Regions from separate parts of the Homo sapiens genome. Here region 2 is linked to region 1. The links are chromatin loops, found by intact Hi-C in ENCODE. Cell type or tissue: GM12878. All regions are shown on one strand.

Region 1 (5,000 bases):
TATTGTTCAATTGACACCTTCATCAAATATTTTTCTACTGCTTTCAAAAGTCTAAATTACAGATAAACAATAGTTTTTACATGGAGCTTAGTAAACTGAAAGTAAACTTCTTAAAATAAGTTTTAGATTTACCTCATTCCCATCTTCTCGTAAAATATATCACTCTGTCTAGAAGAATGGGAAAAATGGATAACCACAGAAAAGGAGTTTTTGGTTGAGGATTCTAGCGATAAGGATATTGGTCTTCCAGCTTCTGTTGAACCCTCTGGTCTGGCAAAAGCCACTCTTTCCCCTTGCCAGACATGAGCAGCCTCATCCCAGCAGTCTTTACAAAAGCCCCATTTGAGGAACATAGCTCAGAAGATAGCATCTTTTCTCCTCAAGATGCTCCCCAACCATTTTTATTGTCTCTAGGTGGATAAGCAGAGTCCACTTTCAGCATAAGCCATTCAGAAAAGTGTAATCTGTGGTCTGGAGGAAATAGATCATACCTAGAAGAAATTTTAGGAGTTCACTAATACACACTAGCCCACCTGGATGTGGGGGAATATGTGTGGAAGGAGTACTGGACTGTAGACTTATGCAGGATTTATCAAAATGTAGTCTGGGGTCAGTAGCATTGCATCACCTACAAACTTGCTAAAAATGCATTTTTGGGCCCTATCTCAGACCTACTGAATCAGAAATTGTGGGGATGGCACCCAGCAATCTGTGTTGCAACAAGCCCCCCAGGTGCTTCTGATGCCTGCAACAATTGGAAAACCACTTCTCGCATGCATCACTTTACATCATTTGTAGCTTCACTATGCCTTGTTACAGCTACTATTGTGGTCACCTGCTCTGCATGGGCTCCAACAAATGCAGCCTAACAGTACCATGCCTCATGCATGTGCCCTGAACCTCTTGCCTCCTGCCCTACGGCTATCTTTGGATGCCAAAGGCACAAAATGCTGTGGGATTTAGTTTACTACCATATATATGCAATGTGGAAGTATGAAAATTTTCCAGTTTCCCCAGAGACAATCTTTGACACATGGGAGACACTGGGGAAAACATTTTTTATCACTTTTTCCCTCTGGATAGACTGTTTTGAAATACAGTTTATATGTTTTCTTAGAGAATGCTTCTTAGAGATCAGGCAATCACCACTAATTCAATAGCACATTTTTGTAGTATACTCTACTTTTTAAATACTCTTTCTCTCCCTTTGTCTCTCAGGTCAGCTCTCTGGGATTACATTTCCTAAAACAGTAGTAGCTCATAAGCCTTTGCCTCAATCTCCAATTTCTGGGGAAACCAGGCTAAGACAAAAGATGCCCAGTACGTGAGATTCATTGCAGTATCATTGTGGCAGTTCTGATGTGTACTTTCTACGTAGAAAATAATATGCAAAATTCATATTTTTATAAAATGTTATAATAAAAATTGTTACATTTAACATATTAAATAATAAAGTAAATGCCTGAGAGCAAACTAAGACATTTAATATATGCATTAAGTTTCTAATCATTATTTTTAGGCAATTCTACTGGGTACCCAATGAGGTTTTATTGTACCACTTATTTATTTATTTATTTAATTTTTATAGATTTTAGGAGCACGCATGCATTTTTGTTACATGGATATATTGCGAGCAGTGAAGTCTGAGTTTTAGTGTAACCATCACCCAAATAATGTACATTGTACTCATTAGGTATTTTTTCATCCCTTACCCCTCTCCCACTGTCCCGCCTTTTGTAGTCTCCCAAGTCTATTATTCCACTCTGTATGTCCACATGTATACGTCGTTTAGCTCTTATTTATAAGCGAGAGCATGTGGTATTTAACTTTTTGTTTCTGAGTTATTTCACTTAAGATAATAGGCTTCGGTTCCATCCATGTTGCAACAAAGGATGTAATTTCATTATTTTGTATGGCGGAGTAGTATTCTATGGTATGTATATACCACAGTTTCTCTATCCAATAATCTGTCAATGGACACTTAGGTCAATTTCACATCTTGGCTAATGTGGACAGTGCTCTGAAAAACATAGAAGTGCAGGTATCTTTTTGATATATTAAGCTCTTTTCCTTTGGGCAGATAACCAATAGTGGGATTGTTGGATTTAAGGATAGTTCAAATATTACTTATTTGGGAAGTTTCTACACTGTTTTTCGTAGAGGTTGTAATAATTTACATTCATACCAACATTGTGTAAAGCATTCCCTTTTCTCTGCATCCTCTCCAACATCTGCTATTTTTTGACTTTTTAATAAAAGCCATTCTGATTAGTGTGAGATGATATCTCAGTGTGGTTTTAATTTGCATTTCTCTGATGGTTAGTGATGTTGAGCATTTTTTTCATGTCTGTTGGCTGCTTGTATGTCTTCTTTTAGAAAGTGTCTGTTAATTTCCTTTGCTCACTTCTTAATGGAGTTTTTTTATTGTTTAAGTTACTTGTACATTTCTGATATTAGCCTTTTGTGGGATGCATAGTTTGCAAATTCTTTCTCCCACTCTGTAGGTTGTCTGTTTACAGTGTTGAGTATTTATTTTGCTGTGCAGAAGCTTTTCAGTTTAATTAAGTCCCATTTGTCTTTTCTTGTTTTTGTTGCATTTGCTTTTGAGGTCTTAGTCATAAATTATTTGCCCAGGCCAATGTCCAGAAGAGTTTTTCTTAGGTTTTCTTCTAGAATTTTTATAGATTGAGGTCTTACTTTTAAGTCCTGATATGGCTTGGCTGTGTCCCCACCCATGTCTCATCTTGAAATGTAGCTCCCATAATTCCCACGTGTCATGGGAGGGACCCAGTAGGAGGTAACTGAATCATGCGGGCAAGGTCTTTTCCTTGGTGTGGTGAATTTCTCAAATGGTGGTTGTAGTAGTGACATACTGGGCACGTGAGTAAATGCTCAGTCTCCTATAGAGACAGGCAGGTGGAGGCCTCAAGAAGCTTATCTCATTTCCATGCGCTGTGCTCTGGAGTCAGATTTTGTATCGGGTTGTGCAGTTCAACCTCCCGGCCAGTAGGTGGCACTAGTAAGTAAGAACTGGCTGTGGCAGAAACAGGTAAGTATAGGCTTAATCTTTATTTTCTAGGAGGAGCTCGCTGTTACCTGAAGGGATGGACTGGTCGGTGGAATGTCCGGTGCCGTGAGTTACCTGCTCAGCCCTGGAGCAGGGGTCAAAGCTGGGCGGAGCTGGACAGCCAGTCTCAGCCTCAGGTACTCCAGTGACAAGCAGCAGCACCAGTGCTGATGAGGGTAGCAGGGAAAACTGGTGAAATGTGCCGAGGTCTCTCCAGAGGTGGTAGGCGGTTGCGCCAGCTTCACATCCTGGATAGGCAGGAACGTTTCCCTATCATACTCCTGTCCCGGGTCTCATGTGTCTCAGTTCAAACAGACACTGCCGTCTATCTTCAAGCTGCAATGAAGCTGAGAGCCACAGAAAACACCTGTACCATGGTTTCAGGGAGGAGTCTCTTCCCTCAGCCGAAAACAGACAGCTTTGCTGGTCATCTGTTCTCCACTGCGAGGACGCTGCCACTCAGTGTGGAGAGAGGAAGGGGTTCTGCCTATGGTGCAAGAAGGTCGGACTCGGCAGGTAGGCACACCACCAATATCATTGTAGCTGCTCCTGATAGTCCTGTATTGGCTGTCCACAGGCATCCACGGCTTTGTCTGCAGCAGTGGGCAGTCGGGAAGGAGAAATCCTCCTCTCTACTACTGTGCCTGAGCACTGGGGCTGCCTGACCACTGGGGCTAAAAAACACTTCCCCCCAGAGCACTGAGCATGGTGCCCATTTCTCTGCTGGAAGGGGTGCTGTCACCCTCAGTCCCCAAGCAGGAAACTCTTGGGCACGGGAGAGCATACGCTCTGGCTTCGTTTGTCCCATGGGGCACTCCCTAGGCGCGCTGCACTCTCCCTTCCCCTAGGGGCAGCATACCCTGAGGTTCAGACCACCGGGAATTCTGCAGCTACCTTAGGTACATCTGGCCCCATGTGTGGCTGCTGCAATCTAAGCAGGTGCTAGGGAATGTCTGCGGGGGATCTGGTGATGTGGAGACACGAAGGCTGAGATTTTCTGGGCAGGACAGAGGACCACAATGATGCACACTCAATATGGCGCTTACCACTGCAGCTCAGGTCTGGGGAGAGGGTGAGCAACTTTACACAAGCTGGTAGCCTGGTGCAATGCCCTCAGTAAATTAACAAATCACCACCCACACCGGTCCTTGGGCTAGGGCCAGCAAAGGAGCTCTCCTACAGCTCGGAAACCCAGTCTGCCACAGCTGTGAGTGGAACGCAAAACACCGCACCTACCCTTTCCACCAGACTCCAAGTTCCTTGGGGTTCAATCTCTGCCACACTCTTCCTTCTTTTTTCTGTGCCCTAGCTTCTTTCTGTGAGTTCTCCAATAGGTTCTGGCACTCTCTCCTTAATCTTCTATTCAACTTACGATTATTCATCTGTAACTTTGGTTCTTTCTGAGGAGAACTGGCATCTGACATCTCAACTCAGCCATCCTGAGAGGGCAGAATTTTGATAAAATTAATAACACTATTTTCTCCCTTTACTCTGCATCTCAAGAGAATGAAGCGGAGTTATGACTTTTTCAACAGAATCATAAACTTCCGTACGCCATTGAGGAATAAGGAGCATATTCCTTCAGCACCAGATTTACCTTTCTTCTTAGTGGCCTGATTTTGATGCTGCTTTTTTGGATTAAAAAAAAAAATCATTCACTTTGCAAATGGGATAATGAAAAGTATACACCTCAATTTCTTTTTGGGATTCAGTGGATCTTAAGAGAAATCAAGTTTCGATGTGATCAATGCCCCAGAAAACAGAGGTGCACTTACAGGGACATGCTAATGCTCTTGGTGATCCTTCTGTAAGATGCGAATGGTCATTTATTCCTCTCTTGTCTGAAAAGTCCTTCCTTAGGTGCCTAAATTACTCTTAGAGGTGCATCGCCAGCCCAGGAGAAACAGACTTCTGAGACAAGGCTATCTTTTGT
Region 2 (5,000 bases), 1.2 Mb after region 1:
CACAGGTAACTTATGTATATTATTTTTTCATAAAGCTGTTAAGTTGTTAGGTATAAATACTTAAATTGTTTGGAGCTATGTACTTAATAAACACAACTGCTAGGTTTTTCTTTTGGCCTAGGCGTGACTGTGAAAAATATACTGAATCACTAAGGGCACTAAGTTTCTGAAAGTGAGAAAGTTTGAAACCATCTGCCTCAGAGGTTTACAGAAAAGAAAATATCTAAGAGATTTCAGCCTAGGTAAGGAAACATTCATCCACAGATTTATCTCCCCCTTTTGTTAAAAAAAAAAGAAAACTAAAACTACCATAACAATGTTAAAAATCTAAAAAGTTAGTATTATATATGAAAAGATAACTCTCTACTGATATACTGAAACCAAAAAAATAACAAAGAAAGAGCTTTCTAAGTGTATAAAAACTTTATCTCTATGTCAGAGAAAATAATTCAATGCATTCTCCATTTTGAGTCTGAGGAATAAATAAGCCAACGAGAGATAAATACTCACTTTTAATGTTTTCAAGGAGAGAAACCAGTGAAAAGATGGTTCAACTCTGATGCACAGAAGCTGGATGGGTCACAATTGCTACAACTGGCATGATACCTATCTCCTGAAACCTGTTCTTTCTCCTTGGTTCTCTTCAAGGTCACAGTACCCTGCCACTCAGGCAGCTATAAGAATAGTCCCCAAGGAGTGTTAACATCTTTTAACTCTAAGCCACATTCCTCCCTAAAGAAAGTGTGCCTGAATTTGTGAAAGTCTGCATCCTGGAGCCAAGTACAGGAAACCAAGAAGCTAAGAAAATATTCCTGCCACTATTTCTATCTTTAATGCATAGCTTTCCATTCTTCTTTAAGTTCTCAGGGTTAAGGAGCTCAAATAATGTAAGGAGAACAAAAATGAACAATAAATTATTGAGTTTAGTCTGCAAATCCACCCAAGGCATGAAGATTTCCAGAACCCTGCCTAATGTCACCAGAGGATAAGAATCTTAATTACTTACTCCAGCAGTCATCATCTTCTTTCCATTCTCCAGCCTATTGTTTTTCTTCCCTTGATCAACTAGTCACATCCATCATCAAAGCCTGCTCCAATGACCTCTCTCTCCTTTTATCAGCACTCATGCCTATCAATCTGCAAATACTAGCACTACATTACCAGCTCGCTTCAAAGATTTCACCATGATCTTCTATAGGCATTCACAATCATCCATTTGAGTTCCAAATCTTAGAGAAACTATTAGAAATTTTATGTATCATCTTGTAACCCAACCCCTTGATTCTTCAGATGATGGAAATGGGTAACATTAAATGACTTGCCTGGGTTCACATAGGCTCACACAGATTTGGGGAAATATAAGTGTAGAATGTATAGAATCTACCTCTTCTATCTTGCTATAGGACATACTTTTTTCGTAGAGATGAGGTCTCCTTATGTTGCCCAGGCTGGTCTCAAACTCCTGGGTTCAAGCAGTCCTCCTCCCTCCTGCCTCCTAATCCCAAGTGCTAGGGTTACAGGCATGAGCCACCATGTCCAGCCACTATACTTTTATTAAGTCTCTAAAATAAGCCCAAATATACACTGAATATTAATGCATTGTAGGGATCATTTATTGCTGCCACAGCACAGGGGGTTTTAAGAGGGTTCAATTCAGCTCCACGATAACACCGTCCCATTCAACTGATTGATCGGCGCCCCGCTACCATCTTCTGGTCTTGCAGATATGCTGGAGTGTTGTGATACGAGGATGGACGTTCACATGGAGTAAGTCAGTCACTGTACTGGACAGGTATGTCCCCTGATGGAAGGACACTACTCTAGCTGCCATTAATAAAATCTTTCCTGTATGTCCATAGGAAGGAGAGTTAATCTAGTCTTTTTGGGCAGATGTGGACAGGGCACCCTCTGGTGACAGCTGACCAATATTGCAGGTCAATACAAGAACCACAAAGATTCTGGGTGCTGAAACAATGACACTACTCTTCATAGTCTATTCTTGATGGACCTTTGTTTCCATGATAGAAATCTTCTCATCAGGAATTTTTCTTTACAAAAGTGCCTATGATCCCATTGTCCCAGAAGCACCAACCCCCAACTTTCTCTCGGGGCTGTGCTGTTAGGAAGCATGACCCAAACCCATTCTTTTCCTAGGACCCATGGTCTCTCTCGCCAATTTAGAGGATCTTTCAGACACAGGGAAAATTTCTTCTCTATGTTTATCAAAAACAATTTTTCTGTGCCTATAAATTCCCTTTTCTTTAGTACATAAAAGGTGCCTTGAAAAGTGTCTGATACACAGTAAGCACTCAACAAGCGAGCGGTTATTATTCTTTCTCTGTAGTCTTTTATAATAGGCCTTGATAGTGCAAGGCCTTGATTACTACCAGATCTAGAGCCAATCAAAAACTAATAATATCTGATGTTAATTAAATATTTAGTATATGCATACATTGGTTTAGTTGCTTTATATGTATTAACTCACTTAATACCCACATCTATCAGAGGTAGGTGTAACTTTTATTCCCCTTTTATAGATTATAAAATTGTAGCACAGAAAAAATAATTTTCCCAAAGCCACACAGCTAATCAGTGCTAGAGAGGGGATTTGAACCTGTGTGGTTTATCTCCAGGGCTCATGCCCTTAATTATCACACGAAACAAACTTTCTAAATCTCCCTTTCCTTGAAAGCAGAAAGAACTTGTACTTTAGACCCTCAGTGAAGCAAAGAATGGAGTTAAGCTTATATTAAAACTATGTTCCTATTAGTCCACACATTAATGATGAGGGGCCCCAAAGTATTGCAGCATATAAAATATGCAATTCTACTTTATAATAATTTTGAAAATTCTAAATAAAAATTTTTGGTTATAATAAACATTAATCCAACAGTTGATTAACAATACTTTGTATTGCCTTTTAGGATTCATAGTGTTACAGAAACCAAATTTTCACAATGTTTTAAATGCACATTTATTATTTAAAAAATATTTTTACACTAAGTACATTGTTATATGTGGTTTTGTCCAAACCCTTTAACTTTTCCACTTTCCCTGAAAGAAAAGTTAGATGTGAAATCATTTCCCAGTGCATATTTATCAGAAAGTTTTATGCCTAAATGATATAATCCAATATCTAGAGTCATTACTTTGAGAAAAATATTGATTTTAACTGTAAATGCCTAGCATTAAAAACATTAATAAGGGTTTAAAATTTATTCATTTGACTATCATGATCTGATTAACCACAGCTCTAAAAAACACTTAATTGTATGTTTCTGGGTTTTGGGGTTTTTTTTTGGTTTTTGTTTTTTTTTTTTTTTTTTGAGACAGAGTCTCACTCTGTTGCCCAGGCTGGAGTGCAGTGGCATGATCTCAGCTAACTGCAACCTCTACCTCCCAGGTTCAAGCAATTTTCCTGCCTCAGCCTCCCGAGTAGCTAGGATTACAGGTGCCCACCACCACTCTCAGCTAATTTTTTGTATTTTTAGTAGAGATAGGGTTTCACTATGTTGGCCAGGCTGGTCTCGAACTCCTGACCTCAAGTGATCCACCAGCCTTGGCCTCCCAAAGTGCTGGGATTACAGGCCTGAGCCACCACGTCTGGACTTAATCATATGTATTTTAACTCATGGCACCTAATTCTGCTATTAGATTTAAAGACATGTCTATAATGCAAAAATATCAGCCTAGATACATGTGCACTAGCCCCTACTGACATTTTCAACTGGCAAGTTGTCAAAATAAGGCCCTTCCAAGGATTCAGAGTCCCATCAAGCATATGTGCATCAAGCATCAATGCCACAGCAGGCATTAGGATCATGTATCTGGGTTCTCCTGGTATTTTAGATGCTCAACAGGCCACACCAATGCAACATAACCTAAATTTCACGTGCCCTCTCCTCCCAAATCTCCTCAACCTCCATCTGCTCTGTTATCATTAGCTCTGATGGCCATGGTAGAAACCTGTCAGATATGCTTCCCCTTCCCATCACTGGGTACCTAGCTTAACGAGGTAGAACTCACAAGTCACCAGTTCCTAAGGGTTATTTTTCCCTAAGAGCCCCCAAACTCAGCTTCCCTTGTCCTGATCTACCTTTGCTCAGATACTTGTAATTTCTACATGAATTTCTACAGCAAAGACCTCCCTGAGTTCGGGCTTATACTAATTGGTATATACACAGAATATTTTTGTTGTTGTTGTTGAGACGGAGTCTTGCTCTGTCGCCAGGCTGGACTGGAGTGCCACGATCTTGGCTCGCTGCAACCTCCACCTCCCAGGTTCAAGCGATTCTCATGCCTCAGCCTCCCAAGTAGCTGGGACTACAGGTGCCTGCCACCACACCCAGCTAATTTTTGTATTTTTAGTAGAGATGGGGTCTCACCATGTTGGCCAGGATGGTCTTGATCTCTTGACCTCGTGATCGGCCCACCTCGGCCTCCCAAAGTGCTGGGGATTACAGGCGAATGATATTTCTTTTTGTGGAAAATATTATGAAACTAACAGTTGCACAGTATTGAAAACACCTGTGTAACACAGAAGACATGTGAGGAAAAGTGAGTCTCCAACTCACCACACTTCAGCCCGCTTACTAGAGGCCATTACTTCTGTATCCATGAGAAAGTTCACACATGTTTTCTTTCTCTTTTAATACAGATGCAAACAAAATGTTGAACTTGGCCTTTCTGGTCTTCACCTCTCTTGGGACTGCTCAGGTAAGTGCAGGGCCAATGATCAGAACAGCCACTCCTTCAAAATGCACTTATGGTGCCCCTTGCCACTGGTCAACGATCTTACAAAAGTCAACTTCCTCCTGGACATGAAACAGCTTTAACTGAAGTGGTGAAAACGGCCTCCTTCCTTAGGTTTAAGAAGAGAGCACATAGAGGTGGAAGGTTTTTTCCTGGAGAGGCAATTTAGCTTATGGATTAAGTACACAGACTCTAATTTGGACAATTCAGGTTTGGTTCCTGGTTGTATCACTAATACACTTTGTGAT

What was found. A loop is a pair of places that touch in the nucleus more often than their neighbours do. Peaks named below come from ENCODE experiments on the same cell type or tissue, not always from the same donor. Only the 100,000 strongest peaks of a DNase experiment are listed, where the experiment ranks them.
Region 2: a loop joins it to region 1, with 13 times the contacts of the local background. A loop is called at or near these places in 7 of 110 quality-filtered maps.

The regions. Positions count from the first base shown.
Region 1 is chr5:117,451,872-117,456,871 of GRCh38, forward strand. It overlaps LOC124900192, which reads left to right and starts at 3,078. Exons shown (of 2, transcript XM_047417986.1): 1 at 3,078-3,583. The coding sequence starts at 3,238. All of the region lies in intron 2 of LINC00992 (long intergenic non-protein coding RNA 992), which reads left to right. RefSeq lists an enhancer at 2,737-2,906. In GM12878, a CTCF peak has its summit at 3,006 (motif pointing right); a DNase peak (open chromatin) is centred at 3,000; H3K4me3 peaks cover 509 bases.
Region 2 is chr5:118,609,636-118,614,635 of GRCh38, forward strand. LINC02215 (long intergenic non-protein coding RNA 2215) reads left to right here. Exons shown (of 5, transcript NR_104998.1): 2 at 104-242; 3 at 1,725-1,792; 4 at 4,658-4,716. Among named protein-coding and RNA genes, the nearest start is that of LINC02215, 16 kb to the left of the region's middle. In GM12878, a CTCF peak has its summit at 1,908 (motif pointing left); no DNase peak of the experiment used is centred here.